2 separate regions of the Homo sapiens genome follow, and region 2 is linked to region 1. A link is a loop called in an ENCODE intact Hi-C map of the cell type or tissue named here. Cell type or tissue: dorsolateral prefrontal cortex. All regions are shown on one strand. Links, peaks and the distances in the headings refer to the core of each region. The heading gives the core; the rest is flanking DNA.

Region 1 (16,322 bases), core at 4,613-12,612:
TAGTAAATGAAACTTGTAACACTTTTGTCTGTCAGAAAATAAAAATTAATTGTTCTTAAAAGGTGTATATAGTCAGCCGGGCGTGGTGGCTCACGCCTGTAATCCCAGCACTTTAGGAGGCTGAGGCAGGTGGATCATGAGGTCAGGAGATCGAGATCATCTTGGCCAATATGGTGAAACCCCATGTCTACTAAAAAATAAAAAAAAATTAGCCAGGTGTGGTGGCACGTGCCTGTAGTTCCAGCTATTCAGGAGGCTGAGGTAGAGGAATCACTTAAACCCAGGAGGCGGAGGTTGCAGTGAGCCGAGATTGCACCACTGCACTCCAGCCTGGCCACAGAGCAAGACTCCATCTCAAAAAAAAAAAAAAAAAAATATATATATATATATATATAGTCACCCCTCTGGAAGAGAAGACTTGCTATTTCATTTTCTGGTTAACTAAATAGTTATTTGAAAATTCCTTTGTGGAAGGCTGACATTCTTTTGCAACTTCCAAAGAACCAACTGCTTCTAGTAAATGTCATAGCAAAACTATCCAATACAGATAATTGTCATATAAATTAACAACTTTACGGTATGTCAGAGATGACATATGTACATACTTTCCCCACTTTTCATCACTTGTTTTAACTTCTCATTTTAGAACTACCTAGAAAGCCAACTTAGTTGTAATACTGTTCCAAAGGCTATATAAAAGGTTAGATTGCTCATGACTATTTTAATTAAAAAAAAAAGTGTTTATATGCAGAACAAAGATGAAGTATTATTTAGTTATCTACTACATATTTTACAAATGAATCTAAAAATTTGTCAGTGTTTATATGGAACTGCTGGTATCAGAGTCAAACGCAATAGGTTGTGGCTCAATAAATATAACAAACCAAATCTTGGAGGGGGCTAGGTTAGTCTATCATTATAGACAATGAAAGCAGTATCAATTTTGCAGATATAATCCAATATGTAACATTGCTAAATTAAAATAAATTTTTTTTCAAAATTGAGATATTGATCCTTGGCAAAACAGCATGATTTAAAAGTATGATATAAACTCTCTGAAGATAATTACAATCCCCTCCCTTGTCACTACCAAATCTAGCTTCCATTTCTTCCTCTCCCAGTTTCCTTCCCCTACACTCATAAATTTATAGTTGGCTCACTTGGCTAAATGTGCTTTAAGGGTTCTAGTCTAGGTCCAGTTCTCACTCTCAATGTCAGACTGCTTCCCCTGTGCAACACAGTCAAATATTCTAGAAGCTCCTAAAGAAAGGTAGGTAAATGGAATTACAGTCTATTACAACACAAACAAACACATTAGGAAATCATATTACTGCAGAATGCTATTCTTCCGAGAAGCTCAAAGATCTAAGTAGACATTACCTCATTTCTCTTCCCAAATCTTATAAGGCAGACAGTAAGAAGATTAGCAGCACTTTTTATAGGTCAGAGGAGTCTGTGATGGACCAGGGTGGTTCCCAGAATCCCACAGCACAGTGCAGTGAGCCCCATCTCCTCTGCCCTGTATTAATGCCATAATGACTTCTCAACACTATGAGGATCTCAGCGTCCACACAAGTGAGCACGGAATTCAGGGAGAAGAGAGAATGAAATACAGCAAGACTTCAGACATTTGTGAGATCAAAATTACCCCCAAAGCTGACCTATTTGCTTCTTGTCTAGGCTTGATCATTCCCTGACATAGCTTTGTGTTCCACCCTCAACTTACAGGAAAGAAGACATGGGGAGTGTAGCAAGATTTGTGTGCCGATTCATTACCAAGCCCAAAACCAATTATACTTAAGGAAGAAAAGGTGCTAAATGAAGACTGCAACCCCAAAGCATGCTACACGAACTCTCACAACTCAGGAACCCTGTAAGATAATTATAAGGTTAATTTACATGGATTGAATGTAAATGAATTAATCTTTCCTTGCTGACATATCTCTTTCCATTTAAAGAGAAAAAGGTATAACGGGTAAGGACCATAGCATACCCCACTGCAAAATTTTGAGGGTTCTCCTTGGTGTCATATGCCTCTCTTTTCTTTTTCTTTTTTTTTTTCCAAGATGGAGTCTCGCTCTGTCACCCAGGCTGGAGTGTAATGGCGTGATCTTGGCTCACTGCAACCTCCGCCTCCCAGGTTCAAGCGATTCTCCTTCCTCAGCCTTCTGAGTAGCTGGGATTACAGGTGCCCGCTACCACATCCAGCTAATTTTTGTATTTTTAGTAGAGACGGAGTTTCACCATGTTGGCCAGGCTGGTCTCAAACTCCTGACCTCAGGTAATCCACCCGCCTTTGCCTCCCAAAGTACTGGGATTACAGGCGTGAGCCACCGCGCCTGGCCAACATGTCTCTTTTTTCATGGTCTCTCATTTCTCTCCTCACTTTCCTTCATCCTATGCATCAAGTTCCTTCATGGTCATGGCCTCTTCCAATGCCATTTACCCATATTTGCCATCCCCAGCGCATATACAGTTTCCAGGCTTCAGCACTCTCTTTCCCCCTCCACCCCCATCCATCAAAATGTACCATCTTGGTGCCCAGGCTCTCAAGGACCCACTGCTCCTCCACCAGCAACTCCAATGAAGAATATATGCCAATGAGTACTCCTGAGTTAACGTGTCACCAATGTAATATGCTCTCATTGTAAAGAGACCCTCCAGAAATCATGCCATAATCCAAAAAGATGACTGGAAAAAAAAAAGATGACCCAGCTTAGAATGGTGGACCAGACAGAAAGGGACAGCCCAACCAGAAGGTACCTTTTGTGCCACCAGTAAGCCCTGAAAGAGATAGGCTTGGCCTCAGAATATCTCAGATGTTCCTAAGTGCCCAATTCCTACCAGTAACCACTGATAAGATAGAATTGCAGGGCAGCAAAGGGTAACCATGCTCAAACTCCTGCCTGCTTGGAGGAATAAAACATAAAATTAGTCATGTAGACTCACCCTGTACGTGAGCTCAATCTCTTCAAATTGGAATTAAGAACCAGAGAATACAGGGCCCACTCTTGAGCTTCCCCCCACAAATGACCTTGGTTGTGCAAACAGAGCAAACACAGGGGTCAAGCCAAGGCAGAAAATTCTGAGGACTGATTTCAGGTGTCTGGGGCAGGTAATGGGAGGTCCCCACGGTTCTGGTGCACCCTGAGGGAATGGGCCCATCTATAGGGGCTGCAACTAGTTCACGGAACCCAAAAGAGACTCCTGACCCCAAAGATCGTCTGCACTGCTCACTGAAGGTCTGTAGGCCCCTTCCTATCTCACATATCCACATATTCAGAGACTCTCAGGTGCCCAATCTTAATACTGATGTCCCTTGATACAGTTCAAATTGTGCTATGGATGATTCACAAACAGACAAATCATGCCCAAATAAAAGGGACAATAATAATGATAAATGTACAGTTTCATCAATTTGATTTACTATTGTCACCCCAACAATAAAAATCTGCTTGTGCCAGGCACTGTTCTAGGCTCTAAGGATATAGCAATAAACCAAATGGACAAAAATCCCATCCCTCACTGCACTTGCAATTTAGTGCATGGTGAACTGATGAACCAAATAATCAGATAATTTAAATGGAGAAGATGAAATCATAAAACGGGGATGGGATATGCTGAGGTGAGGTTCATTAGAAAGTGGCATTTGATGCCCATCAATGATCAACTGGGTAAAGAAAATGTGGCACATATACACCATGGAATACTATGCAGCCATAAAAAAGGATGAGTTCATGTTCTTTGCAGGGACATGGATGAAGCTGGAAACCATCATTCTCAGCAAACTAATACAGGAACAGAAAACCAGACACTGCATGTTCTCACTCATAAGTGGGAGTTGAGCAATGAGAACACATAGACACAGGGAGGGCAACATCACACACTGGGGCCTGTCAAGGGGTCGAAAGCAAGGGAAGGGATAGCATTAGGAGAAATACCTAATGTAGATGACAGGTTGATGGATGCAGCAAACCACCATGGCACGTGTATACCTATGTAACAAACCTGCATGTTCTGCACATGTATCCCAGAACTTAAGGTATAATTAAAAAAAAAAAAAAGAAAGAAAAAAAAAGAAAGTGGCATTTGAGTAAAGGTCTGTAGGTTAGGTAAGTGGGACTAAAGGGTGTCTCAGGCTAAGGAAAGAACAGGTACCAAGGCCCTGAGGTGAGAGCAGGCCCAGCATGTTCAGCAAATAATTATTGCCTAATGTATACATTTTCCAAATGTGACTCTGTAAACTCCTAGGTTGGAGGGACCCAGTCTGCTGAGTAAATATCCATTCCCTAATATCAACCTACACAAGCACACCAAGCATCAAGGAATCTCAAAAGACAGGCAACCCTTTGCGAATGCCTAAACCCAGTGCTCCCCAAACCCAATACAAAATGGAATATGATAATGGATTGAAAGAGATACTACACTGCTTTGTCATCTAGATACACTTCCAAAATAGATGGACAGAATCTTTTCATAATCAATGTAAAAAAGAAAGTATATTGACTATGCCAGGATTCCAAATCACTTTAATATGCTTTCAAAGTGTAATCCTATATACCGCTAAAATGAGACTTCTTAACTTCTTATCTCTTTTTAAAAGCCTACAAAATGCCTACATATTCAGATTCAATGGCCCATTAAATGAAGCTGCACTTGTTAGGCAAAAGCACTTTCAAGCCACCCAGAAGAATTGACCAGAAAGAGGGCTTCCTGGGCCCTCCTATAAGCCTAGGCCCCTCCATTTGCTCTTTCCTTCCTCCACAGGCTTAGAAGCAAGGTTGCTGCTGCCATAAACCTTTTAATAAAATGTCCCAATCCTATGGATTCTTCTTGCCCACTGCCCAGAAAAACCAATGCACCGAGAATAGCAAATATATCAGCCATGAAAGAGTTTAATCATCACAGGGCCAGCCAAGTGGGAGGTCAGGAGGTAGTTCTCAAATCTGCTTCCCCAAGAATTCAGAGGCTAGGGTGCTTGTTTGTTTGTTTGTTTGTTTGTTTGTTTGTTTGTTTTGAGACAGAGTTTCACTCTTGTTGCCTAGGCTGGAGTGCAATGGCATGATTTCGGCTCACTGCAACCTCCCGGGTTCAAGCAATTCTCCTGCCTCAGTTTCCCAAGTAGCTGGGATTACAAGTGCCCGCCACCATGCCCAGCTAATTTTTCTTTTTAGTAGAGATGGGGTTTCACCATGTTGGCCAGGCTGGTCTCAAACTCCTTACCTCAGGCAATCCACCTGCCTAGGCCTCCCAAAGTACTGGGATTACAAGCATGAGCCACCACGCCCGGCCTGAAGCCAGGGTTTTTCAGGGTACTTTAGTGGGCAGGGGCTGGAAAGCTGAAACAATTGATTGGCTGGGGATGAACTCACAGGGGTGTCTAAACTGTCTTTGCATAGCTGAGTCAGTTTCCGGGAGGGAGTCTCAGGACCAGGGGGTGTTTCTCAGCCTGCCAAAATGCCAAATCTGAAACATATCTCAAAGACCAGTTACTTAGGTTTTACAATAGTGATGTTATCTGTAGGAGTAGTTGGGGAAGTTATCGATCTTGTGACTCCCTTAATTGCTGAGGCAGTAAGCAATTAATACGAAAACAACAGCAGTATGTCTATTCCTTAGCAAAGTTCAAGCCCTTCCCGTAACTCTAACCTTGTGAATTTTTGTTAGTATTTACAAGTACAGTTTCCATTTTTTAACAAGGAGGGGATTAGTTCAAGGAAATGACTTACTGCCTTAAAACAAGTATGAGCAAAAGCAGTTCAGCCTGGTAGAAGCAAGATGGAGTCAGTTGGCAGATTTCCGTTACTGTTATCATTTCTGCAACGGTGGTTTCACAAGGAGCCCTTGCAATACAGTTATAAGATGACTTTTCAATACTCATGCTCAAATATCCCCAAATCTTTTTTCTGAAAATTTTTGGAACACTTTTTTCAAAAATAATTAATTGAAACGAATTTTGTTTTAAAAATATTTCAGACAAAACCCACAGAAGTTGGAGATTCACTTTCCACACACACTAAAGTGGGGGCACATTTCTTGGTCCCTCATTTCTAACCAAAAAAATGAAGAAACAAGAGAGAAATAAACCTCCTGAAACTGTAGGATGGTGTCTCCAAAGAAAACCAGAAAGAAGGTGGCCTTTGAACCAGTGAGTCCCTTGACTACTTACTAGCTCCAAGTCAACCAGGGTGTCTTCCTCCCAGAAGACTGGCTGCAGGGTGATGCGGAAAGGGCCCAGCCCCTCCCCAGGAGACCCCAAACACCTGTGGCTGCCACGATTCTAAGTAAGAAGACTTCCAAGGATGGGAAGGAGGAGACCTAACGTGCTGCTCACAACCCTACAGGTCCCTAACTCAAACCCAGTCACAGCCTCCAAGGAAGCCAGGTGGGAGGGGCAGCAGATGGTACCATGGCCAAGTGAGCAGCAGGGGCCACAGGGAGGCCTGGAGATGTCCAGAGGCGAGGCAAACACCCCCTCTGCAGCTCTGCTGTGCAGGGATAAAGTCACATTCTTTGCTGGTTTGGTAAATAAACGAGATGCCTCTTGATACTGGCCCTGGGTTTGAGATGATTTTGAGAACTCCTGACCTCCTCCTGAATTTCTCTTTGTTCTTTGTTTCCAACACCATTCTCTCCCTCCGGGTCTCAAATGTTCTCCAGGTAATGATGTAATTATGAGAAATTTAAAATCTGTTATTCGAGAAAGAGAGGAGACAGGCATCAGTGTGAACAAATTCAGCTATAAACTGTTCAGGCCGTGTGCATTTGGGCCTTCTTCTGTGTTCTCATATGTAAGAGGCCATTGTGGGTAGGCGATGGGGGAGGCAAAACCTAAACCCAAAGCCTCAGTTCCCCCCGGTCAGGCTTCTTGAAGCCTGGAGCACTGGACATCAACTAATCCACTTTTTTAACTTCTCAGCTTAATCCATTCTTCCTTAGCCTGTTTGCTGCCCATCTTGAAAACAAAGTTTTCTCAAATCGAGTGACCTCAAATATCATTTATATACTTCTGGATATAGTTTATATCTTCTGGATCATAAAAACGATGTGGCCAAGAAGTATTATTTTATTTACAGCATTTTTTTTTTTTTTTTGTATTTTTGTTCAGGATCCTCGCTCTGACGATGGCTTCAAAGGACAGTTTTGGAAGCAGCACCATTATTTTTCTTCCATCACAAAAAGTTAGGGATGAGCCCCGCAAATCTTTAACTTCCCTGAAGGGCTCCTAAGGGAATTGTCCTGCATAGCCTCCTGAGATGTTTTCATTTTCCAGTCATCCCACTGTTGTGGGGAGATGCATGCTTTTATTACCCACTGGTTCCTTCTAGCTGAAACAGGTGCCCTATTCTAGGAGTTTGACCTCCATGGTTTCACAGATCTTTATAATCTCTTCACCTTTCCTTTTTCAGCCTCAAGAACTGCAGTCTTGGCCAGGCACGGTGGCTCACGCCTGTAATCCCGGCACTTTGGGAGGCCGAGGCAGGCAGATCACCTGAGGTCAGGAGTTCGAGACCAGCCTGACCAACATGGTGAAACCCCATCTCTACTAAAAATACAAAATTAGCCAGGCATGGTTGGCACATGCCTGTAATCCCAGCTACTTGGGAGGCTGAGACAGGAGAATCGCTTGAACCCAGGAGGCAGAAAAAAGAAAAAAGAGAGAGCTGCAGTCTTTTTCATTTAGCCTCCTATGAACATATGTCTAGGTCACAAATCCTTTCCTTGTATCCTCTGACCTTGTGGCGTCCTGTGTCCTTTTACTGTGCTCAGGCCTCCAGGTTGGAGTCATGCAAAACCATCTAAGAAACAACTGAGCCTTAGGAAAAGCTAGAAGAGCTTCTTCTACTAAATGATAAACATCAAAGGCAGTCCAAGAGTTTTAAAGCCCAAATGAGAAAGAATGCCCCCGCTACACACACATAGCACCCTACACTCACGTCACCTAAGGTTTATATCTTAATGACTTCATAAAATATGTTCATTATAAAACATTTGTAGAAACTCACAAAAAAAAACCTAATTCCCAGTTAATTACTATATTAAATGTATTCCTTCTCATCTTCTCTCTGTACTTCTATGAGTGTTCTCTTTTGCAATAGTGTGACCCTATTACACATAATATTTTTTAACTTCTCTTTTCAAAATTAACAGCCCTCTAAGCATTCTTTTCAACTTCTAAAATTAAATCTTGTTGTGGCCATAGATGACTTCTGTTTGCTTTTGTAACTCCAGCTGCCAGCCTACTGCTTTGCACACAGTAAGTGTTCAATAACTATTGAAAAAGTGAATGTATGAATGAGTGAATGATGATAACATTTAACAGATATAGTATTTCTTAATACGGATCTTCATACTTTAGTCAATCCTCTATTGTTAGAGATTAAATTTATAATTATTTATTTTTTGTGGTATAAATAAAACTGCAGTGAATACTTCAGAAGATAATTTTTGTATCTATCCCTAGTTATCTCTTCAGGATAAATTCCTGGATCTTAAATTTCTGGGTCAAAGAATATATTTTAATGTTCACCAGAAAGTTATAGAAATTTACCTTCCCATCCATAAAAATACCTAGTTTTCAAACCTTGTGTATTTGAACATTATCATGTTGATCGGTAATGTTGTATAATGCATGTTTATTATGATTATGAGTGCTTTAGATCACTTTTATATATGGACACAAAAACATTACTGTCTTCATATAAACATATTATTTGTGAATTTTTCTCTGTGTATCTTTCAGGATGTTTATCCTATTCTCATTGATGATTAAACTGCTAAAATATTGTTAACATATTCAACTCTGGTAACATCAATAAAAAACTATTTTGTTTTCTGGCCTTGGGCATTATGGAACAACTTGTTCAATAAAGTTGCATTAAGTATGCAATAAGCATGCATTATTTAATATGACATTATCATTTGAGTACTAAACAACAGCAGCACACTCTGTACAATATTTTCCCCAATCTACCTACTTTGCTTCCTGAAAATGTTGCAACAATACACTTCAGACTGAGCTAAGAGCAGCCTAGGTTCCCTAGCTCTTGACTGGACTGCATTTGCTCCTCTGCTTTGCCTCATGTCAAAATGATAATGCAACTTAAAATTAAATCTAAACTGTCACTGTTGGTGGGAATGTAAATTAGTTCAGCCACTGCGGAAAGCAGCTTGGAGATTTCTCAAAGAACTTTAAACAGAACTACCATTCAACCAACAATCCCATTACTAGATATACACCCAAAAGAAAAGAAATCATTCTACCACAAAGACACATGCACTTATATGTTAATCACAGCGCTATTCCCAACAGCAAAGGCATGGAATCAATCTAGGTGCCCATCAAACGTGGATTGGATAAAGAAAATATGGTACAAACACACCATGGAATGCTACACAGACATAAAACAGAACAAAATCAAGTCCTTTGCAGCAAAATGTATGGAGCTGGATGGAGGACATTATCCTAAGCAAATTAACACAGGAACAGAAAACCAAGTACTGTGTGTTCTCACTTATAAGTGGGAGCTAAACATTGACTCTACATGGATGTAAATGTGGGAACAACAGACACTGGGGCCTACCAGAGGGGGTAGCAGGAAGGAGGGTGTAGGCTGAAAAACTACCTATTGGGTACTATGCTCACTACCTGGGTGACAGGACCATCTGTATCCTAAACCTCAGCAGCACCTAATACACCCATGTAACAAACCTGCATATGTATTCCCTGGATCCTAAAGAAATACATAAATAAATAAATATAAATAAATAAACAAATAAATAAAAATCTAAGGTGTCAAACAGTTCATTATCAAATGTCTTTAAAAGTAAGAACATTTTGGTAGGACAATAGCACCAAAAAGAATGATAAAAGGCAAATAACAGAGGGGATGATAATATTTGCATAATAGTTGTACCATTTTGCCATTAAAAGGGCAATATTTCTGACACACAAAGGGTTCCTATATATTGATTTTTAAAAAGACAAACAACCCAATGGAATCATCAGCAGTGGATGTGATCGGGGCAATTAAGAGAATAAGAAATGAATATATGAAAAGATATTCAGTCTCATTAGTAGTCATGGAAATGCAAATTAGACCAACAATAAAATGTCTTCTTTATTTTGGCTCATCAGATGGATAGAAATATTATGACTGATTGTCATGAGCAGCCAGGTCTGGGAACAATTGCCTTAAAGAGGACCCACGATAAGCTCTCAAGGACCATGTGGTCCCTGTCAACTGCAGAATATATCTGCAATTGTTTTTTGAGAAGCACTGCTTGAGTTGCTCTAGATCAAGCACAGTTTCAGAGAATTGCTGTTATGTTATTTAGATTTGCTGAAGTTCAGTGTTAGCAGAGGCCTCAGGATTCACCCAGTTGAAACCCTTCAGTGATTTCCAAAATGAGGTAGTGCACCTCAGTGTTAGAGAAGAAACAATGCAAATGCCTATTTATGTCATCCTTTTACATTTTCTGTTTTTTAAAATATGTTTTACAGCCAGAAATGGTGGCTCATGCCAGTAATCCCAACACTGTGAAAGGCTGAGGCAGGAGGACTGCTTGAGGTCAGGAGTTCGAGACCAGCCTGGGCAACATAGTGAGACCCTGCCGCTACAAAAGTAAAAATAAATAATAAAAAATGTATTACAATGTTCCTTATATTCTAGTACAGTAATACACAGTAGAATTCAGAAATAAATGTATGCATTAAGATAAAGTATTCAAAAGACTATTACTAATCTCACTGTACAATGAACAAGGGTTGGAGACTGGTTTTTACAGCTCAGCCAACTGAGATCCTCAGGCCTTTGTGTCCCCAAGACTTCCTAAGGCAGCGTGCTGCACACAGGAGATGCTCCAATCAATTTTTGTCAGTGAAAATGATAATATCGGATATAATAGTTGGGCAGAAGATAATTTTTAACTTTCTTGTAATGTCTTTGTCATGTTCTTATGAAATAACAGTATCATGGGATAAAACCTTGTTAATAGCACAAAAGTCAAAAGTTATACTATAGGCTGCAAATAATCATTCCTGTCTCAACCTTAACAGGCTCTCATTTCTCTCCCTTCTTTCTCCCTCTCTCTCCCTACACACACACACACACACACACACACACACACACACACACACCAGAGCATTATGACATGTGCATTATGCCCACTTCATGATCTAAAGTTCCAAAACTGAATTAAAATGATTTTATAAAGTAATGGATTTTATGAGTATTAAGTCATCACATATTTTCCTCTTTTCTCTCAAGACAAGATTCTTGACTTCTGAGTTGCTACCACATTCTAATTCATCTATTATTCTGAAGATATAGCAGTTGCAATAATTTCATTTTTAAATATCTCAAGCAGTGTGTACAGGTACACTATTGAACTCTACCAAAACATGACTTGCTATTAGTACATGCACATCCAGCAGGCCCAATCCTGGGGCCTAACATAGATACAGAAACCACCAAATTAGAAGGGCATAATTCTAATTAGCTACCAGGTGTTTCTTAGCTCTGTCCCCAACACTTGCATGATCAATGCATGTCTAGCATAAAGTCACTCTGAAATTCAAGTTTAAATGATTTCAAGACAAAAACTATATCCATTATATTAATAATCAGAGGTACAAGGGTTTTGCCCTTAGGCACTGATTTTACATACAGTGATTTCTAACAAATTCCAAAACTTCATATAGTGTTTTTTGCGATATTTTGTAGTTATTATAGTGTCTCATTCGGTTGACAAAATGTGGGAAATATTTTGTAAAGTTCAAATAACTTCCTACTGCCTATTCATAAGTAGAATGACAACAAGACATACGCCTGCCTTCCCCAAGGGTTGTTAAGTATTCAACTTTAGCCCTTTTTGCAAAACGCTGGCAATTTTTGAAGCTGGGAGATGGGCACGTGGAGTTCTCTTTGGCCTCTCTGCTGACGTATGTTTGAAAACTTAAGTACAAAAAAGGAAGGAAGGAAGGAAGAAAGAAAGGAAAGGAAGGAGGAAGGGAGGAGAGGAAGGAAGGAAGTGGGTAAGAAAGGAGGAAGGGAAAGAAAAGAGAGCGAGAGAAAGAGCGAGAGAGAATGGAAGGAAGAGGAAGAGAGGGAGGGAAGTAGGGAGGAAGTTAAGAGGGAGAGAGGGAGCGGATGGTCAGAAGGGAGGGAGGAGGGAGGGAATGCCCTTTCCGCCCGGTGCTGTGAACAGCCCAGGCCCCTGTGTGCACATTCTTGACAACGGGTCATGTCTTCGGTTTCAATCTGTGGAGGTGAATCAGCACTCAGACTTGTGCCTGGTATTAGTCAACCAAATATTTGCTGAAAGAGTGAATCAAAGCAATAAATAAGAAGCCCAAATTCTGAGTTCCTGGGCAGCTATAGCCTAGGCTGAGATTAGAGTAGCAAAAACAAGGGAATGGGTTGTCTGCCATCCCACGCACCTTTCTCCTCCCCCACCAACTGCTCTGTCCTCTCCCACAACACCATCAACCCCCCGCCCCCGCCCCCGCCAGCAGGTGTTTCATGCTGTTCATGGCTTTCTTTTTTATCTTTTATCTTATGCGGAGAGGGTAGGGGAGAACAACAGTGTGTTTATGACACCATGGGTACCCAACAAAGAAAAAACGAACCGCATCAGACCACGCAAAACGATCACACACCACGCTGACATGATTCAAACACCATCTCCTGTGATATAACTGAACAAGGAAATTGTTCTCAGTGGAGCTAGAATTTAAGGCTACATCAGCAATACTTCCAAGAGCTGTCAGGTTGATTCAGTATCAGAAAAAATGACTGGAGGAAAAGTAAGGACTGAGAGCCCTCACCTTGCTTTGCTTTTTGCAGTTTTGCTCTTTTGTTGTTGTTGTTGTTGTTGAGACGGAGTCTCACTCTGTCCCTAAGGCTGGAGCGCGGTGGCACAATCTCGGCTCACTGCAACCTCCACCTCCTGGGTTCAAGTGATTCTCCTGCCTCAGCCTTCTGAGTAGCTGGGATTACAGGCGCGTGCCACCATGCCCGGCCAATTTTTTTGTGTATTTTTAGTAGAGACAGGGTTTCACCATGTTGGTCAGGTTGGTCTCGAACTCCTGACCTTGTGATCCGCCCACCTCGGCCTTCCAAAGTGCTGGGATTACAGGTGTGAGCCACTGCGCCCGGCCGGTTTTGCTTTTTTCTCTTAATCTTGACAGCCTAATGTTATTCCTAGGCTCTTGTGTACATGTATCTAAATATTTATCCTGGCTACAAATTAAGACAAAAACAATAAGATGTGGAGAAATAGCCCCAAATTCTGGTTCCAATCTTAATTCACTAGAGCACTCAGGGGTGCTTCCTGCTTTTCATGTCATTCCTTTTTCCCGTAGACAGGAAAAAGAAACCCACTCTATATGCGAGGTGGGTGTAGACGAGATTTCTTTATTAACTGTTTCCTGACAATACATCAAGAAAAAACCTCATATGACTCAGTACATACATGACAGGCAGTAAATGGTGGCATAGGACATTTATAGTAACTTATATCAAAAATGGAGAAAAACATCCAAAATAACAAAGCTATGATACCATTCGAAACTCTTCCACCTGTCTTTTTCCACTCTTCCAAACACGTTTCCAAGCCCTCCACTTAGAATACAGAACCTTCTGAAAAACAAACTGTTCATCTTTGCACAGACATGTGCCATGAGGCTGCCTTGCAGGTGTCCACACATACACTCAGGCCTGAGCTGGTTTACTGTGCCCACCATCCCTAGCAATCCCCTGGACAAGGTGCATACGGGAGGACCACGGAAGTTAGTTAACAGCCATTAGGGAATTCTGTAGGATAGAACCCTCCCCTCTCCCCTAATATTTACACAATCACATGTACATGATCATTCACAGCAGTGTCTCTAAGACAAAGGACTTCTGCCCAGGGCAACAGCCAACTCACCTAGCGTCAATATGCAATAGCAATCAGAAAAAATTGTTACGACTTCTCAAATTTGCCCTGAAGACTAGTATCTTAATAATTAAGCAGCCCTAATTTTTGGTAGGAATTTCCCTTCTATTCTAGATTAAAGTATTTTCATTTTATTGAAAAAAATTGTGATTCATAAATAATTTTACTTTAACAGATCCTTGGGGGGTGGGGGGGGGGGCGGGGGGGAAGGAAAGGCTTCTGCCGCTGTACACTAAGTTCCCAGAACTTTCTTTTGTGAGCCTGTGTTAAGATCACGTCCTCTTACCGCGTCGCCCCTTCTGTAGCCTGCTGCTGTGCGGCACAGCTTGCCCCAGATACTTTAATTATTTCTGCTCCTTCGGATTAGAAGGGCTGGAGCTAATTAGTCAGGTCTTCTCCCCCTATGAACAAGCCAAGACGCGCTCGAAGACTTTTCCCAGAAGCTTTGCTTTTCTGCAGTCAGCTTTTTGTTGTCATAAGGAAGATCTATTGCTTTAATACTCACGAGTGTAAATGTCTGCATTTGGAATGGACGTCAGGCCAGTGACACCACACACCTGGCATGTCTGAAACCCACTCAGACATGGCAGTAATGAATAGATAAGCGACTGGAAGTGGGAGGGAGGAGAAGATTGTTTCCAGTACGGTGCAGGTATGCAGGTTCACAGGGAAATGTGCGAGGGATCTGCAGAGCAATTACTGTACTTTGCAAAGACGACAGTTTTTAATGATGCCATTATTTATTACACTGTGTGTTTTTCAGTGACAGAAGAACTCTCACCTTCCAGGTGACCTCTCAGGATCGTTCTCTCTTTCTCTCTCTCTCTCTTTCAAAATATTTTGCAAAATAGAAAACCCTTTTAAAACTAAACAGTATCTGGTGCACAGTAGATATTCAAAAAATGTTTATTAAAATACACATTTTATAGCAGAGAACAGTGCAATAGAAAGTAAATGCAGATGCAGCAAGATATAGAAATGCACGCATATATAAATTCCATATTATTTCACTGATATTTTAAAAGCATAAACATGTTGATATAAACTGAGTATCATGCTCTATTAAGAACAAGCTCTCCCAAAGGAAAGTTTAAAGTATTCTAAGCATCAGAGGCTTCCCACCTTGGGAAAATACGGTTTTATGATTCTAAGTAGTAAATAACCTATTTTTCAGCTGCTCAAACATTTTCCTTTTGTCTTCTCTCTTCTATGAGGAGAACTGACTTGGGTCTCCAGAGCCCCTCAATTGGAAAATTTTTTGATATTATCAATTTGAATTTTATTTTTGTAATTTTAAGGGAGATCATTAACTAAATAGATTATGGAAGGGACCTTTAATACAGAAATGTTTTCTATCTTGATGTTCTAAATAAGTCAGCCACATTAAAAAGAATGCTGTTATAGTAGAAGAATATTTTGTTGCTTTACTTTTTTATTGGACTTTGAATAAAAAAATACATATCCAGAGATTAACACATGAAAAAGATTTTTAAATATTATGAAAACCTTAACAATACATAATAAAAATGCATCGGATCACCCAAATCTTTTGCCATAATAAATAGCTGTAAAATAGGTCCTATTAAATATAAATTCTTGTCAAAAGAAGAGAGCAAGACTCCCTAACTTTTTTTTTTTTTGCAACAAGGAGTAACTTTTTAATACACTCATAATTTAATTCGCTGATAATTTAGTTCCCTCTTTAGAGCCTCAGAGTGGAAAGGAGAGAGAACATGCTAAAAAAAAAATCCTCCGGCCGGGTGCGGTGGCTCCCGCCTGTAATCCCAGCACTTTGGGAGGCCGAGGTGGGTGGATCACAAGGTCAGGAGATCGAGACCATCCTGGCTAACACGGTGAAACCCCGTCTCTACTAAAAATACAAAAAAATTAGCTGGGCGTGGTAGCGGGTGCCTGTGGTCCCACCTACTCGGGAGGCTGAGGCAGGAGAATGGCGTGAACCCGGGAGGCGGAGCTTGCAGTGAGCCAATATTGCGCCACTGCACTCCAGCCTGGGTGACAGAGCGAGATTCTGTCTCAAAAAAAAAAAAAAAAAATCCTCAATGGGTTGGTTTCCAGATGTGGTGGTAGGGGATGTTGACAGTAAGATGTGGAGTGAGGGCAAGAGAAGACAGGCAGGTTTGACATCATCATATCCCCATAACTGAAGCAAATCCCCATAACTGAAGACAGAAACCTAAGTGGCAACAACCAGTTAATAACAATACGGCAGCAAAGAGTACCTCACCATTGCACAACTCCAGGGAGTGCCATTCACATAAAATCCAAAGTGAATGGTGCCTACAAAGCAACTGCTGGGCAGCTACTATGGATCATGTTGTTTTTCTGAGCCTGACATCATTTCACAAAATTCTCAGAACCCT
Region 2 (16,322 bases), core at 2,086-10,085, 49 kb after region 1:
CAGGAGAGCCCCCGCCTCGCCCAGCGCCTCACTGGCTGGCTGGCGCGTTACGGAGCACTCCGGCGGTCACTTAATGATCTGGTCGGCTGGCCTGGCCGGGGGAGGCACTCAGCTAGATTGGCGTGGGAGGGACGAGGAGAGAAAGAGGGGAGTTACTGCTGAGCTAAAAGCAGTACGACCTTGATGGATAATAATCAGAAGAGCAGGCTAGGAGGTTGGGCGAGGCTGCGTCTTTCCTCCCTACCATGAAAACATGTCCACACAACAATGGGCATCCACAGTTCACCCCAACTAGGTGCCCTTATGTCAGCCCTGGGACTAATGCATAGATACATCCTTCTGCAGTTCCCATCCACTGACATGTACCCTCAGGGAAAGCTGGGGCAATAGAACCTTGCTAAGGTGAGGTGCAGTCTGCAGACCGGCAACATCAGCATCGCTGATCTTATAGAAATGCAGAACCTCAGTCCCCTGCTCCTACTTACCAAATCAGAATCTGTGTGTTTCTATGAGACCCTCAGATGATTTCTATGCTTGTTAAAGTTTAAGAAGTACTACAATGAACAAATGAACTTATATCTACAAACCTTATTTTAAATCATGGGGTTTTGTTGTATGTAGCCTTGTCCGGTCCCCAAACACACTACATCAGGCTTTCTCTGACCTCTGGGCTTTTGCACACCACCTGTAAGATCCTTCCAGCCCTTGTCCTAGCCCCCAGCCTCAGCTGTTCTACAGAAGTAGCCTCAACCCTGACTGCACAGTAAAATCACATCGTAATCACCTGAGACTTGAGAAAGTACTGATACCAGGGCTTTATCCCAGTCCAATTAAATTAATATCTCTGGGCATGGGGCCACAGCATTTCTGTGGAAAGTGACCCAAGTGATTCTAATGTGCAGTTCAGGTGTGATGCTCTGATTCTCGATGAACTTTACATGTATCTAAATCACTTAGAGGGCTTGATGAAACACAGATTTCCGTGCCCCATCCTTAGAATTTTAGCCCTAATAGGTGTGGCTTAATGGGCCTGAGAATGTCCATGTATACAATCTCCCAGGGTTTGCCGATGCTGCTGATCCAAAAACCACACTTTGACAGTGAGTGGCGTAGAAGTTCTCTTTCTCCAGAAAGCCTCCCCAACACACTTTTCCCTTCCCATCCCCAGACTGAGTTGGTTGCCCCTTCTGTATTCCCTCATAGCAACTTACATTTTCCACTCTGCTATAAATTGCATAATTATTTGTCTATGTCCTCCACCAGGCTGTGAGCTCTGTAAAGACAGGGACCTTGCCTGTCTCATTCACTGATGGAACCCTAACATGATGTATGTTCATGTCATATACAGGTCCTCAATAAATATGTTTTAATGAAAAAAGGTACATATGGAAGGGTTTTTTTTTTTTTTGCTCTATTTCTCCTGTCTCAATGTGTGTCTGTTTTCTTGTCTGTCTCTGTGTGTATATGTGTGTCTCATGATCCAATTATTTTTTATTCAGAAGGATCCAATGAAAACAAATCAGCAGGGTCCACAGATCTGATTAAAGGAGAGTGATAAGAATATTAAGCTCCAGGTGACATTCAGGGGTGGGCTTTGTGGAAGCTGGAGATTCTGTCTGCTTTCTGTACTGACTTAAGTAATTTAAAACCAACCAGGTAAAGCAAGTATTTTGTCAGCCTTTAAATCTGTGAAGTTGCACACAATTCAAGTAACATTACTGAGAAAAATTCTAGAGAATGCCTTGCCTCTGACTTCACTGGGGAATTTAGCACCAATTACATAATACTGTTTTATTCCTCTAGCTTTGGCTTATAAATATTCTAGGTAGGTATCACACATCCTTGAAATGTTAAAAAAAAATTCTGATGGACTCAAATTCCAACATCAATCTCCCCATCTTTTTCTCCACCAATAATGTCCCTTCAAAAGTTTATCAAAATTAACATTTTCTATGAAACCTTCCTAAGCTGACCACCTATATTAGCTTCCTGGGGCTGTTTTAACAGAATCTCACAAATTCAGTGGCTTGAAACAACATAAATGTATTACCTTACAGTTATGTAGGTCAAAAGTCCTACACAGGTCTCATTGGGCAAGCAAGGTATCAACAGAGCTACATTCTTTTTTAGAGGCTCTAGGGGACAATCGACTAGAAGCTGCCCATGTTTTTTGACTTGTGGCATCTTCCTCCATCTGTTTTTTTCTTTCTTTCTTTCTTTCTTTTTTTTCGAGATGGAGTTTCCCTCTAGTACCCCAGGCTGGAGTGGAATGGCACAACCTGGGTTCACTGCAACCCCTGCCTCCCGGGTTCAAGCTATTCTCCTGCCTCAGCCTCTCGAGTAGCTGGGATTACAGATGCGCACCACCATGCCCAGCTAATTTTTGTATTTTTAGTAGAGACAGGTTTCACCATGTTGGCCAGGCTGGTCTGGAACTCCAGACCTCAAGTGATCTGCCCGCCTCGGCCTCTCAAAGTGCTAGGATTACAGGCATGAGCTGCCGCGCCCAGACTTACTCCATCTTCAAAGCCAGCAACATTTCATTTCTCTGACTGTTCTTCTAACCTCCTTTTCCACTTTTTAGGGGCCCTTGTGTTTACATTGGGCCTATTTGGTTAATCCAGGATAATCTCCCCCATTTCAAGGTCAGTTCATTAGCAACCTTAATTTCATCTGAAAACTTAATTCCCTTTGCCATGTAACCTAACATACTCATAGGTTCTAAGGATTAGGTTGTAGACATCTTTGGGAGGTCATTTTTCTGCATACACCACAAACCATACATGATGTTATTTGGTAGCTATCGGCATTTGATCCTCCAATTTTTATGATTCCATAGCAGCCAGAAATCTAGTGACTTTAACTCTAGGTAAGATATTGTCAACCCTGGCTGCACAGTGGAATCACCTGGGAGCCTCCAAAAAAACAAACTAATGTTCCAAGCTCCATCTCTGGAACATTAAAACAGAACAATTCAGAACAGAAATTCTGAATTGAGCGATCTTGAGAGGGGCCCAGGCATCAATATTTTTTCAAAGCTCTCCAGGTAATTCTCCGTGTAGTCAGGGTTGGGAACTACTGCTGATGTTAGATGAATTCGCATTCCTCAGTCACTCAGGTACAAAACCTGGAGTTCCCTTTGATTTACTACACTCTGCCACCCACTGTGGCCAAATAGTCCCCAGTCCAAAGTGTTCAAACTTTAAAAAAGCCTCCTTCAACTTCCTTTCTTTCTATTCCAAGCACTACGATCGTAATTTATGTATTTGTATCTGAACCTCATTTCACCCTCTTCTCTCTAGAGTCCCTTGTCCTTGTTGGCAGAACAATCCCATTTCCTCTACTCTTTGCTTTACTCTCTCTCAGATTTCTTGATTCCTGGACTCCCCTCATTTGAGACCTGTATCCGAACTCTCTTTATTTTTGAAATCATTATCTTGAGTAGATTAGTAAAGTGGTTATTATGGATTAAATGCCTGTGTCCCCCCAAAATTCCTGTGTTGACACCTTAACCCCCAATGTGCTGGTATCAGGAGGTGGGCCTTTGGGTGTCATTAAGTTTAGATGAGGTGGTGAGGGTGGAGCGCTCATGATGGGATTAGTGTCTCTCTCTCTCCCTCCCCCCACCTCTTCCTTCCCACCATGTGAGGACACAGGAGAAACATGGCCATCTGCAAGGCAGGGAAGTGTCCTCATCAGGAACCAAATTGGCCAGCACCTGGATCTTGGACTTCCCAGCCTCTAGAACTGTGAGAAATAAATGTCTGTTGTTTAAGCTGCTCAATTTAAAATATTTTGTTATAGCAGCCTGAGCGGACTAACACAATGGTAGTGCTAGGGGAAAAAAAAAGAAAGAGACTTAAGGGATCCTCTGATGATGCCATCTCCTCATATTACTGAGATGGGACCAAGGCCTGGAGTAGTTCAGCATCCTGCTCAGACTAACAGAGCTACTTTGAAGCAGAGGCCAGGACTGGAACTCAGCTCTCTTTCATTCCTTCCTTGAGCATTTATGAAGCATAGACTATGCTCTTATAGGATTTTGTTTACCCTAAGATGCATAAGACATGATCCCTGCCCTCAAGGAGCTCACAGGCTAGTCACTACCAAATAGATAAATGCAGTGATTGAGAAATGCATCTGGTGTGATACTAGTTGAGATGCAATATGTTGTGGTAACTAAGACCCGTATGCTCATCTTTGCTCTGTGTGGTAGATTAATCATGGCTGAAAATTCCTTGATACTTCTCCCAGTGAGAGGCAGGGTCTATGTTACTTCTTGAATCTAGGAGAACTCTGACTTCCCAAGCAATAAAATATTACAGAAATGACATCATGCCAGTTTCTGGGACCAAGTTCTTAAGTGATTGGTAGCCTCGACCTCTTGTCTTTTGGAATACATGCTCTTGGAACCTATCCATCATGCTATGAGGAAGCCCAAGCAGCCATATAGAGAGGTTCACACAGAGAGGAGCTATGAACTCTGGGTAACAGCCCAGCTGCCAGCCGCGTGGTGAGCCATCTTGGAAATAGATTCTCCAGCCCAGTCAAGCCAGCTGATGCCACATGGAACAGAGCTAAGCTGTGTCTGCTAAGCCCTGCCCAAATTCCTGGCCCATTAAACTGTGGGATATAATAAAATGATTGCTATTATAAGCCATTAACTTTCTGGGATTTGTTCTGCAGCAATAGATAGGCAGAGCATCTGGCCAGTTACCAGCTCAGAAAGTTAGGGCAAGTTATCCTTTCTAAGCTTCAAGGTCTTCATCTATAAAATAGATGAATAGATAATACTCCCTCTTAGGACTGTCATGAAGCCCAAATGCAACAATATATGCAAAGTGCCCAATTCTTGGCCAGTTGCTGCCGTTATTCTGATTCCCAAGAGTCTGTTAAGGAGAGGAGAAACTTCATGCAATAGCTGTAAGTGGAAGAAAGAAAATCCATGAAGAGAACCCAACAAGAGGAAAATCTCCAGGTCAATTGTGGATGGAACAGCAGTCACTAAAAATGTGACATGATTTAATTATAACTTGTGTCTATTCTACACCAAGTAATATCTCCCAAGGTTATATTCCTTTGCAACCTGGGCTTCATATGATAAGAGGCCTGTTTCAGAGAAAGGCACTGCAGATGTTTCTCAGCAATAACACATCTACCTGTACTACTCACTAGTGAAATATAACTTGCTTAGGGGTTGTATCCCCAAATTACCATTCCTTACCCCCATGGGGCACTAGATCTTTCCTCTGTAGACTCTCACAGGAGCACTGTAGCTCTTCATCCATCTCATGGCACACCTATTACTGTCAGTGCCACCACAGGGGTATCTGAAGATTTCCTTATCTTAACCAGCTTCCCTGGTGCTCACAGCATGGTATCAGAAAATCTGGATATGAGACCTTGCTGTGTACTTTTGGGCAAGTTATTTATTATTAATCTCCTTATCTATGAAATAGAAGATAAATACCTGCCCTAGTTACTTTACATGATTGTCATTAAAGAATCAAATGCTAACATCCCTACAAATACTGGGAAATGTTAACAAGGGAAAACAGAATACTGAAGAAATCAGCTTGGTTGGCAAAAAAAAAAAAAAAAAAATACCTGACATATGCTATCCTTTTAAAAATGAAATGTAGCTGGGATGGCAGCTGCTGATTCACTATTTGGGCACATTTCCAAGCTAGCTTCCTCACTGACCAACAACACCTCTCACAGGTAGATTCTCCTTGGTGCAGATGGGTTATGTTCGCTGCTTTTAAATTGTTTCATGTGACACAAGAGGTTCAAGAAACTGCATCTCACACTTGAACTAAATTTAAAAGCATTTTAAGCTTATTTCAAGGACAAGAGATAGAAACAGGACTAATGTGCATTAACTAGGGCCTCTCATTTAGCCTGTAAGCAACTGTTAAATGTCTGTTTTTTTGTCCTGTGGGTGGTCAGATACTATCCATGTTAGCAAATAATATTAAGAGGAATTAACTATTTTTTTTATTTTGTGGTTTAGCAAGAATATCCAAATTTTTTAAGGTAAGCTTTGCAAGACTTTTTTTAAAAGGAGTCCATATAGCCATTGTCTTCTCTGAGTTTCTGTAAAGAAAGGAAAAAGAGGAGTGATTGAGATTGTCAGAGCTGTATTAGCAAGTGGCAGGGCCCAGACCACTTGGGAGAATGTCCTGAGAGTCAAATGCTCAGGCTTTGAACGGGGTACATACAACTTGCGTCATTTCTGGGAACCACAGACATCTTGAAGAGCAATGAATTTAATTTGAAAGGACAGTGGAGGAGAGAGGAAGTACTCCGGCTCTGTGAGTCATCAGAATAATAAGGCAGTGGCTGCCACTTTCAGGTCTGTTGCCTGTGGAAAGATGTAGATAGGGCCTTAAAGTCCCAGCTTCCTCTCACACTATACATTCAGGTGGCTTCAGTTTTATACACGCTCTTCCTGCAGAAAGGTATCTCAAGTACCTTCAAAACAACGCTGGCTCTCTCAGTTACAGTATAAACTTTAACTCATGATCCCATCCTGCATTTCCACTGAGGAAGTATTTGGCAAGGAAAGTAGAATGTTAATAATTTCCACACCCTGAGAGTCGACCAACATGATCTCTCATCCTTGCAATAATGCTGTAAGGCCAGAACAATGGGAACTGCAACCAACCTATTCTAGAGCTGAAGAAACAGGCCCAAAATTGTTTACTGACATGCCTGAAGATTGAAATCTAGACTCTGTATTCCAAAGTTCAGGCCTTTTTCATCAAAAAGGCTAATGTTTATGAAGAGTTTCTTTGCATGAAATATCACTTTAATTTTTTATGTGTATTAATAGCATTTAGTCCTCATAACAAATGTATAAATCAGGTACTATTATCCTCATTTTAAAGATGTGCAAACTGAGGTACAAAGATGCAATTTTCACAAAATTACTCAGGTAGTAAGTAGCCAAAGCAGGTGACCAGGTCCAGAGCCCAGGTACTAAGCGACTGCACATCACTGCCTGTCCACTGGCATGGGCTACCCAGCTGCTCACCCAAAAAAGCAAATGTGGAGACTGGAGAAGAAATGAGTACTCACCACATGGCACTTTCAATTGCTCTGCCACAGTTAAGAATGAGCTGGTCACCCCTTCACCTACCTCTTCACCCCTTCACCTACTTGGCCACATAGACCTCATACCTGATGTTTGCAGATGAGTCAGAGAAATCACCAGCAAGAAAGAGGTAAATGTCCCAGAAGCTTGATCAGCACACATCATTAAAAGCTCCTGTCATCAATGATGGCTCAGCTAAATCATTGCTTCTTTCCCATCAGGTTCTCCTTTACCCAGCCCCCGTCCTCATCTCTCCCCTCATCATTCTTGAACCTCACCCCTTCCCAAAAAGTGGAACACTATTATGTTCTGATGGTTAAATGCTTGAGTTTTAGTCCTTTGGATAGTGATGTTAGTCCTTTGGATAGTGATTTTAGCATCTCCAGGTCTTAGGGTCCTAGGAGAAACAGAAGGCTTGAGTGGATGTTTCCAACCTTAACATTCTATGATTACAAAATGGAATCATACAATTCTTAGATCCACAAGAAACATGAAAGTGTACAAGAGAAATTGTCTTATTTTTGTTAAAAAGTCTTTGAATATCTTTGTAGCATTAGATGTTTGTGTAGAACAGAGGGATTATGTTAAGATGGCATAAAAATATCCACCTGTAAAAAAAAGTAATCAAGTATTTTAAGGAACTTCAACTCAAAGGTCAGTAATTAAGACATGTAGACATGTAAATAACAAGCCTGGAAAGAGAAAAATTAGCAAGATTTGTTAGAGGTATGTGTTTTCTTAGGTATCAAATCCTAATGTCCTCAGAGAAATTTTCTATTCATGACAGGAAGCCTGGAACCAAAAAAAAAAAAAAAAAGAAAGAAAGAAAGACTCAAATTTCAGGCTAAAGGATGCTGTTCAATTGTTGTCTAACAAAGGCCATTGATCTCTCTTCTTATATAGTGGCAATATTTCACTTAGAAAAAACTGAATTCAGTATGTAATGTATTTTCAATAATATTGTGTAGAAAGCAGTAAAATAAAAAACTGGATATTTAAAAATGTCCAACAAACTGTCGATTTCAATGAGGGCAAAAATTATTTGCTCTGCATTTTCCTTCTCTAAATCTCTGCATTATAAAACCACTGAAGTTCCAGAGGAAAAGGAAGAAGGAAATCCAAATCCATTAACGCAGAGCCGCAGTGTCCACCTACAGCATTTGCTTCTTTGCTGTATTTTCTTTAAACTGGGCAGCAAAGCAAAGGACCTGCTTCCCAGCAAACATCTCCGTCATACTCTCATTGACCTACTCCCTGGAGACACCACCTGCAATTCATCACTCTTGGGAAATGCTGCCACCCAATTTCTTCTGTTTCTGTCAAGGATTCATTCACATTAATATTCCACTAGACTTAGCTCAGAAAGTTGTTAGAAACCGATACTACCTCTTCTGGATTCCAGATTCCTTCTACTATGTGCCCCCCGCACCCCACCCCCACCTCCTTCACCCTGTCACCTTCCTTTCTGTGAATGAAGGGGAAAAAAAATCCTAAAAACGGTTTTAAAATATGGAGTCAGCAGTTGGGGAAGGGCTGGACTATTACCACTCCAATACTGCTATAACAGCCTCATTTTCATGTTAGTTTATTTAATAATAAACTTCTATAGATTCACTTTTCCCAGTAGTTGTTAGTTGAAAAGATTTGTTGATGTACAAAAACCACAAGAGGAAAGTCATTGTATTTTGGAAAAATGTCATGGAAATCACCAAAGCCATCCAGTAACAGTTGGCAGCTTTTTGGGGGATGGCAAATGTTTTGTGTTGAATGCTGTGTCATCCACCAAATGTCAACTTCAGGTAACGAGTCTTCACATCTTCTCCTTCCTGTGGAACCATAAGGCTCCAGAGGACAGGGCTTTGGTCTTACTCCTCTCTATATTCCCCCAGCTGCTTCCAGCACAGTGCCCTTTCCATGGTAGGTCCTCAAATAATTATAATAACACGTGTTGATCAATTCTCCTCTAGCTGAAGCCTTGAAAGAGAGAGGCTCATCAACCAGGTAGAAATAAAAAGAAATGCAGGTACTTCTGAAATGCTTTATTAGGTTCTATAAAGGGGTTAAAATGGTGATTTTTCAATCGTATTCAAAGACAGCACAGCATCTTTTAGAAATCTGACTCTGGCTAGAGTAGACCTGGAAACACATTGGATGGAGGAATCACAGCAAGTCACTAAGATCAGAATTACTGCTGGACCATGAAAGTAAACAGGAAAAGACAAAAAATATTTTAAATTAATCCCAAATATACATCTGTTAATTGCCATTTCAATTCTTCAAATATTTGCATATGCAAATGTGCCCATTCAACACTGAATTATTAAAATTGAGGCAGACAATTGAGCTTTGCACACAGCAAAGGCAGCCTGGAATGGAGAAAACTGACTGGAGGTTGAGGAGAGAAAACATAGGAAACTTCCACTCTTTCTCTTTGTGATAAGGGAACCTGGTAATGACCCAGAGACCCTGGGAACTCTGGAAAAGGGCAGCTCTAAATGGAGGAAGGACACCTTGCAGGGGGAGAGGAATTAAGGATTTGTTTGGTTTTCACAAACATGTCTACGGTAAATCCCCGTGTGGAGAGAATGCTTTTTAAGCTCCTGTTATGTCCCAGACACTGGACAGGCACACAGACCTGTGGTCTCGCAGAGGCTTCAGGTGTGATACCCCAAAATATGACTGACACCTTGGAAACTGAAAAAACAGCAGAAGTAGGAAGGCGTCTCTGACCTTCTCTCAGGCTTTCCTCCCCTGAAGCAGACCATAAAACCCAGGATCGTCACTCTCCGACCTCTTCTGTTCCTTCTCCCCTGAAGACACTCATGTGGCAGGTGCCCACACAGAAGAAACTGAACAAACAGGTCTTACTACATTTCTCCCAGTTTGTTACCTTTGGATCAGACCCTTTTGTCCTTCAATTATACTTCTGTATGGCTGTCCATAAAAATACAGTTTTCCCTGGGTCTTTGGGGCTTTGCTTCTGAAGGCTCACATGTCATGTAAGATTTACATGAAATGCATTTGCAAGCTTTTTGCTTATTACTCTTTTGTCATAGGGTTGTTGGCCATGAACTTTACAATGAGTGAGGAAAGAAATCTTTTCTCCCCTACACAGACAATAAGCAAGAAAACAAATAATTCAAAATGTCAGAGAGTAGCACACACTACAAAGATAAAGCAGAACGATAATGATTGGAGTAGAAGCAGGTCTACGTTAGATTAAGGGGCTAGGAGTCTGTCTGAGGAGATATTGAGACCTGAATGGCAAGAAGAAGCCAGCCCTGTAAGAATAGATGGGAAGAGATCAAAGCAGAGGGAATACATGGTCAAAGGTACGGATAGAAGGCCGACCCAGCATGAGCGGGGGAGTAGATGTGCTCAGAGAGGCAAGGGGAACTCATAGGGCCCACTCGGTCAGGGTAGGATGTTAGGGTTTTATTCCAGATGTGGTGTGAAGCCATCAGAGGAGGAACATGTTCTCATGTGTGGTTTTATAAAGATCACTCCAGCTGCCATGTGGAGGGCAAGGCTGCTGTGTAGGGGCGGAAGAGTCCCAGACCTCTTAGTGCTCTATCTCATCACCTACCTAAGAGATAGTGATGGCTTGGACCAAGAAAGGTAGCAATGAAAATGAAGAAAAGGAAAACAATAATAACATAACATATATTTTGAAAGTAAAGCCAACATAGAAGTAAAATAAAAATCAGCCTCCACTAATTGACTACTTCTAATGCTGTACATATTTATACTATGGCATTAATAATACTAAAATAGATTGTGCTAATAAGGCATATTTCAACTGTGTGAAGATTTACCACTGTGAGTCACAACTCCTGATTTCCCAAAATGGAAATTACAGAAAGAAGCCAAAAAGACCAATTCAGAGTGACCCAGTGTAGCAGATGTTGGAAATTTCCTGGCTGCTACTATTTGAACATTCTTCCTGTATTTTGGGAATTCCTCCATAAATAAATCCTTGATGGGAGGCAGACCCCTAGCCGTAGTTCCCATTGCAAAACAATTTTTGCCGTAGCATGGATCTGTCAGTTATTCTTAGCATGGAGCCTTTAGAGCGCCATGTGCTCTAATTCACATGATCTCGTTCCACATTAACCAAAAAGTCTTTGATTGTGATTTGTCTCTACAAGGAGATCTTTCTACAAAGAAAAGAAAAAGAAAACGACCAGCATTTTTTTAAACCGCCTAATATGGCCAGCATTGTGATAGGAATCTGAAAATATATTGTTTCACTTAATCCTCAAACCATCTCTACCAATTTGGTATTATTGGCTTTATTTTACAAATTAGAAAAAAAGAGAGAGAATCAGAGAGTTTAAGAAATTTACCCAAAATCACATTGTTACTAAGTAGCAAAATCAAACTGCTCAATTCAAATCCTGGTTAATTCCAGAGTTTTCGGTGTAGATTTGCTTTGCGCTTTATGGATCTCATAAGAAGGAAACAGTGGTCAAGAAAATGAAAAAATACTACAGCCATCTAGACTGATTTACATGTAAAAGGGGATAAAATTGAGATCAGGAAAACCAGAGGACAGGGAGAAAGAAGAGCCAGAGTGCAAAAAATTTGGGGAGGATTTGCAAAATGTTAAGGGATAAAAAGTGGGAATTTTAGGTAACTGCCATCTGTGATGTGTGAAATATTAAAAAAGAAATGTGAGACGGAATTTTAAGAAAATATGCTATGTATGGGTTTCCTCTTCGGTGCAGCTTCATGAGATTTCAGGAAAAATTACATTGTTTTCAATGCTTTGAGGGCTACCTGACTGGAGTTTCCTTTATGAGGACATCATTGAGATGAACCATGAGGCAACCCAGCCTCTTGTAGGTTGCGTGAGTCTCTCACGGAATTTTCTGTTTCAAGCAGAGAGGAGTAGCCCATGTCTCTTTCAACCACACAACAGTGACTTCTGAATAAACAAGCAACCATAATATCCCTATGGCTGCCTCTGGCTCACACGGTTTTGAAAGATTCCAGTTGCTACATCTCCACCAGAGCCTTGTGTGGCAGTAGACTAGAATCACGTGAAGTACGTATATAATTTTCACAACTTTAATTCTGTAAGTGCGGCAAAGGGAAGAAAAGAAGAATTAAAATAATGTTAGAAGACAAAACCAATTATCATCCTAGGATGTGCTTCATCGTGTTCCTCAATTATCTCCATCCTGCGATTGTTTATTGTGTCTGAACCCCGTATTCAGATTGGAGAAACCCATTTAGGTGTACTTTATAGATGTTTTCAGAAGTTTTCTAAGGCAATTTTGACTCTACTTGATTGTAATCTTAGTGGCTGACTTGACCATGTGCAACTCCACTAAACTGCCAGCCCAACGCTGGATACAAACAGGGACAGAACATCCCAACAAGGCACCTGAGAAGGAGGTAGCCTTCTATGTTCCAGGAACAAAGAAAGTGCTCAATAAATGTTTACTGAATGGATGGATGAATAGACAAGTGAATAAACAGCCAAAAAAACACGCACAAAATGGTTCGGTCCTAGTCACATTCCCAGATTCTCTTATGGCACCAACAGCATAAGGGCCAGTGATTTCTCAGGCCAAAGAATCCCTTGCAAGGAGAACCCCCCAGGCAAAGTTCTTCAAGATTATCAATTTCCCTTTTAGAATGCTCATCAGTAAAATGGAAATAATTTCTCCAGGCCAGGTGTGGTGGCTCATGCCTATAGTCCCAGCACTTTGGGAGGCCAAAGCAGGCAGATCACTTTGAGGTCAGGAGTTTGAAACCTGACCTCAAGATGGTGAAACCCCATCTCTTCTAAAAATACAAAAAAATGAGCTGGGCATGGTGGCACATGCCTGTAATCCCAGCTACTTGGGAAGCTGAGGCACGAGAATTGCTTGAATCTACAAGGCAGAGGTTGCAGTGAGCTGAGATCACGCCATTGCACTCCTGCCTGGGTGAGAGAGTGAGACCCTGTTTCAAAAAACTAAAACAAAACAAACAAAAAAAAAAAAAAAAAGAAAGAAAGAATTTATCCTTCAATCTCCAACCCATCCCCCAATTCCAGCCTAGTGTTCTCATCCTACCTTTCAAATCTCTCTTTTTACCATCCCTTCCGTTCAGTACTTACTTGTCCTGTGTCTCTTTTTATCAGGGCTTCCCATGCTACAGTGGATTGAACAGTGCCCCTGGACCCTGACAAAAAAAAAAAAAAAAGATATGTCCATGTCCTCACCTTTGGAACCTGTGAATGTAAACTTATTTTGAAAAAGATCTTTGCAGATATAATTCTTTGCTTCTTCGCAAAGAATTCTTTTACATCTTTGCAGATGTAAAAATCTCGAGATGAGTTTATCCTAGATTTGGGGTGGACCTTTAATCTAATGCCAGGAGTCATAAGAGCAAGGCAGAAAGAAACTGGAGACACGGGGATAGAGAGGAAAATGAGATGTGAAGATGGAGACAGAGACTGAATCAATACGTCTACAAGCCAAGCAACACTGAGGATTGGCAGCAGCCATTGGAAGCTAGGAGATAGGCAAGGAATGGATTGCCCTCAGAGCATCCACAAGGAACCAACCCTGTTGACACCTTAGTTTTGGACTTCTGGCCTCCAAAACTATAACAGCATTTTTTAAATTGTTTGAAGCCTCCAAGTTCATGGTAATTTTTTTTTACAGAAGACCCAGAAAACTAGTTGGCCATAGTGGGTCACACCTGTAATCCCAGCACTTTGGAAGTCCAAGGTGCGTGGATCACTTGAGGTCGGGAGTTCAAGACCAGCCTGGTCAACATGGTGAAAACCCGTCTGTACTAAAACTACAAAAATTAGGTGTTGTGGCTGGTGCCTGTAATCTCAGCTACTAGGGAGGCTGAGGCACGAAAATCACTTGAATCTGGGAGGCAGAGGTTGCTTGCAGTGAGCCAAGCTCATACCTGCCACTGCACTCTAGCTTGGGCAACAGAGTGAGACTCAGTCTCAAAAAAAAAAAAAAAAGGCCAGATGCAGTGGCTCACGCCTGTAATCCCAGCACTTTGGGAGGCCGAGGCAGACAGATCACAAGATCGAGACCATCCTGGCTAACACGGTGAAACCCTGTCTCTACTAAAAATACAAAAAAAAATTAACTGGCGTGGTGGTGGGTGCCTGTAATCCCAGCTACTTGAGAGGCTGAGGCAGGAGAATGGTGTGAACCTGGGAGGAGGAGCTTTCAGTGAGCCGAGATGGCGCCACTGCACTCCAGCCTGAGCGACAGAGCGAGACTCCATCTCAAAAAAAAAAAAAATTGATACGCTGATACACTTGGTGATTGCATTGGCTATCTCTGGCCTTTAGTAATGACCAATTGACATTGCAATATTCTTAACAAGGGGGTGCTAGAGGTAAAAACCTAGAAAAAGGATTTCTTCATCTCAAGTGGCAAACCTTTGGTTTCAAAAGCATTGGTGGAAAAGATATTTTGGGGATGCGGTGGTGATTTCAGCTGCACCCTTCAACTTACATTGAGTGGGCAACTGCCATTGATACTTACAAGAAAAGAAGGCAATGCAGAGACTAAAGCTGGCAATGCTCTGTAGGTCATCAGCATGGACAGCTCAGAGTCAGAACTTGATCTTACTTTATATTCATATTATTTAATAAAAGGTACATATTTTATATATGCCTTTAAAATAATTAGAATTTTTCCAATGGCTTTGCAATAACATTTGATGTCTGTGTGTAAGAGAATTATAGTCCTTACAGTCATGGGGCACAAGCATTCCCTGATGGCCTAATTTCACAAACAGCCTCTTACATCACTGCTGCATTCTTCCAGTGAGAATCAAATTATAGCATACATATGACAACTTAACATCATGTTCTCACATAGCAGTCTCTGGAAGCTAACTCAAACGCTTCTTTTAAGGGAGTTTAGTTTCTATTGAAGGCACTAGTGTGATTCCACCACATTTACTATACAGGTGAATTGGTTTCATAGAATCATTGAACTTCAGGACTCACACATTGAGTGCAGTTCCCCCCGGCCTCTAAACGTGCGCGCGCATGCGCGCACACACACACACTGATATGGTTTGGATTTGCGTCCCCACCCAAATCTCATGTCGAATTGTAATCGTCAGGGTTGGGGCCTGATTGATTCTTGGGGGCACACTTCCCCTTGCTGTTCTCATGACAGTGAGTGAGTTCTCATGAGATCTGGTTATCTAAAAGTGTGTAGCACCCCACACACACATCCTCCTGGTCCAGCCATGAAGGATGTGCCAACTTTCCCTTCACCTTCCACCACGATTGTAAGTTACCCGAGCCCTCTCCAGCTATGCTTCCTATACCACCTGTGGAACCGTGAGCCAATTAAACCTCTTTTCAATTACCCAGTCTCAGTAGTTCTTTATTACAATGCCAGAATAGACTAACACACATGTACTCATTCTATTCATGTGAAAACTGAGGCTTGTCTAAGAGCATTCAGTTATCTAGAGGCAAAGGGGCTATTCCTATGCTTTTATCAAGTAGAAGACTATCACTCTTTCACATGGGAATTTCTTGAGTAGCTCCTTTGTAAATCCTTGGCGAAAAGATCTACCAGGAGTGATTAGGGAAAATGAAGCAGGAATCTAGTTGGCTAGATAAGCCAATCAAGCTGTGGAGTAGAAAATGACAGAAAATGCATAGCCCTGTGGCAAAGCAGGACTTAGAATTCTGGAGACCTTAACCCCCAAATTCATGCTATTTTCATTATGCCAGCTGACTCCCCCCATTGATCATTTCTGATAGAATCACAGCTTCTTAGAACTAGATGACTCAGTGGTCCAAATCTTTATTCCACTGCAACAGAAGCAACACAACCACATTAAAAGAGTGGTTTACTAGCTACCAGGGTAGCAGTACCAACAAGGTCAGGAAGATCCCCACCCGTGGGCTTAAATGGAGTATATGGTATGATGATGGAAAATTAGATAAAGGACTCCTGGAGATTCTAATCACTCTCTCCCCTTCCCTCTCTGTGTGTCACCAAGTTCCCTGCAGATCAACAATGTATGCCAAAACAATTAGTTAAAAGGTTTTTATAAATAACAATTTTCCAAAGTGCAGAGACTCCTTGGAATTATTGCATAATTATGCTAAATCCCTGCAAAATTTGCTTGCCCTTAATGGACCATACTGACCTGGCTGAGTATGAAATATGCCCAAATATACCTGAAATTTCTTTTAACCTCTAAATGAGCTATAGAAAAGAAAAACTAG

The links. Hi-C counts contacts between places; a loop is a spot of excess contacts. Peaks named below come from ENCODE experiments on the same cell type or tissue, not always from the same donor. Only the 100,000 strongest peaks of a DNase experiment are listed, where the experiment ranks them.
Region 2: it touches region 1 in a loop (5-fold over the local background); 4 of 110 quality-filtered maps call a loop at or near these places.

The regions. Positions count from the first base shown.
Region 1 is chr9:76,854,709-76,871,030 of GRCh38, forward strand. The region is part of intron 1 of PRUNE2 (prune homolog 2 with BCH domain); the gene reads right to left. Among named protein-coding and RNA genes, the nearest start is that of PRUNE2, 43 kb to the right of the region's middle. In dorsolateral prefrontal cortex, for the core only: no CTCF peak of the experiment used is centred there; no DNase peak of the experiment used is centred there; H3K27ac peaks cover 4,707 bases.
Region 2 is chr9:76,906,495-76,922,816 of GRCh38, forward strand. No RefSeq gene overlaps it. Among named protein-coding and RNA genes, the nearest start is that of PRUNE2, 8.5 kb to the left of the region's middle. In dorsolateral prefrontal cortex, for the core only: no CTCF peak of the experiment used is centred there; no DNase peak of the experiment used is centred there; H3K27ac peaks cover 106 bases.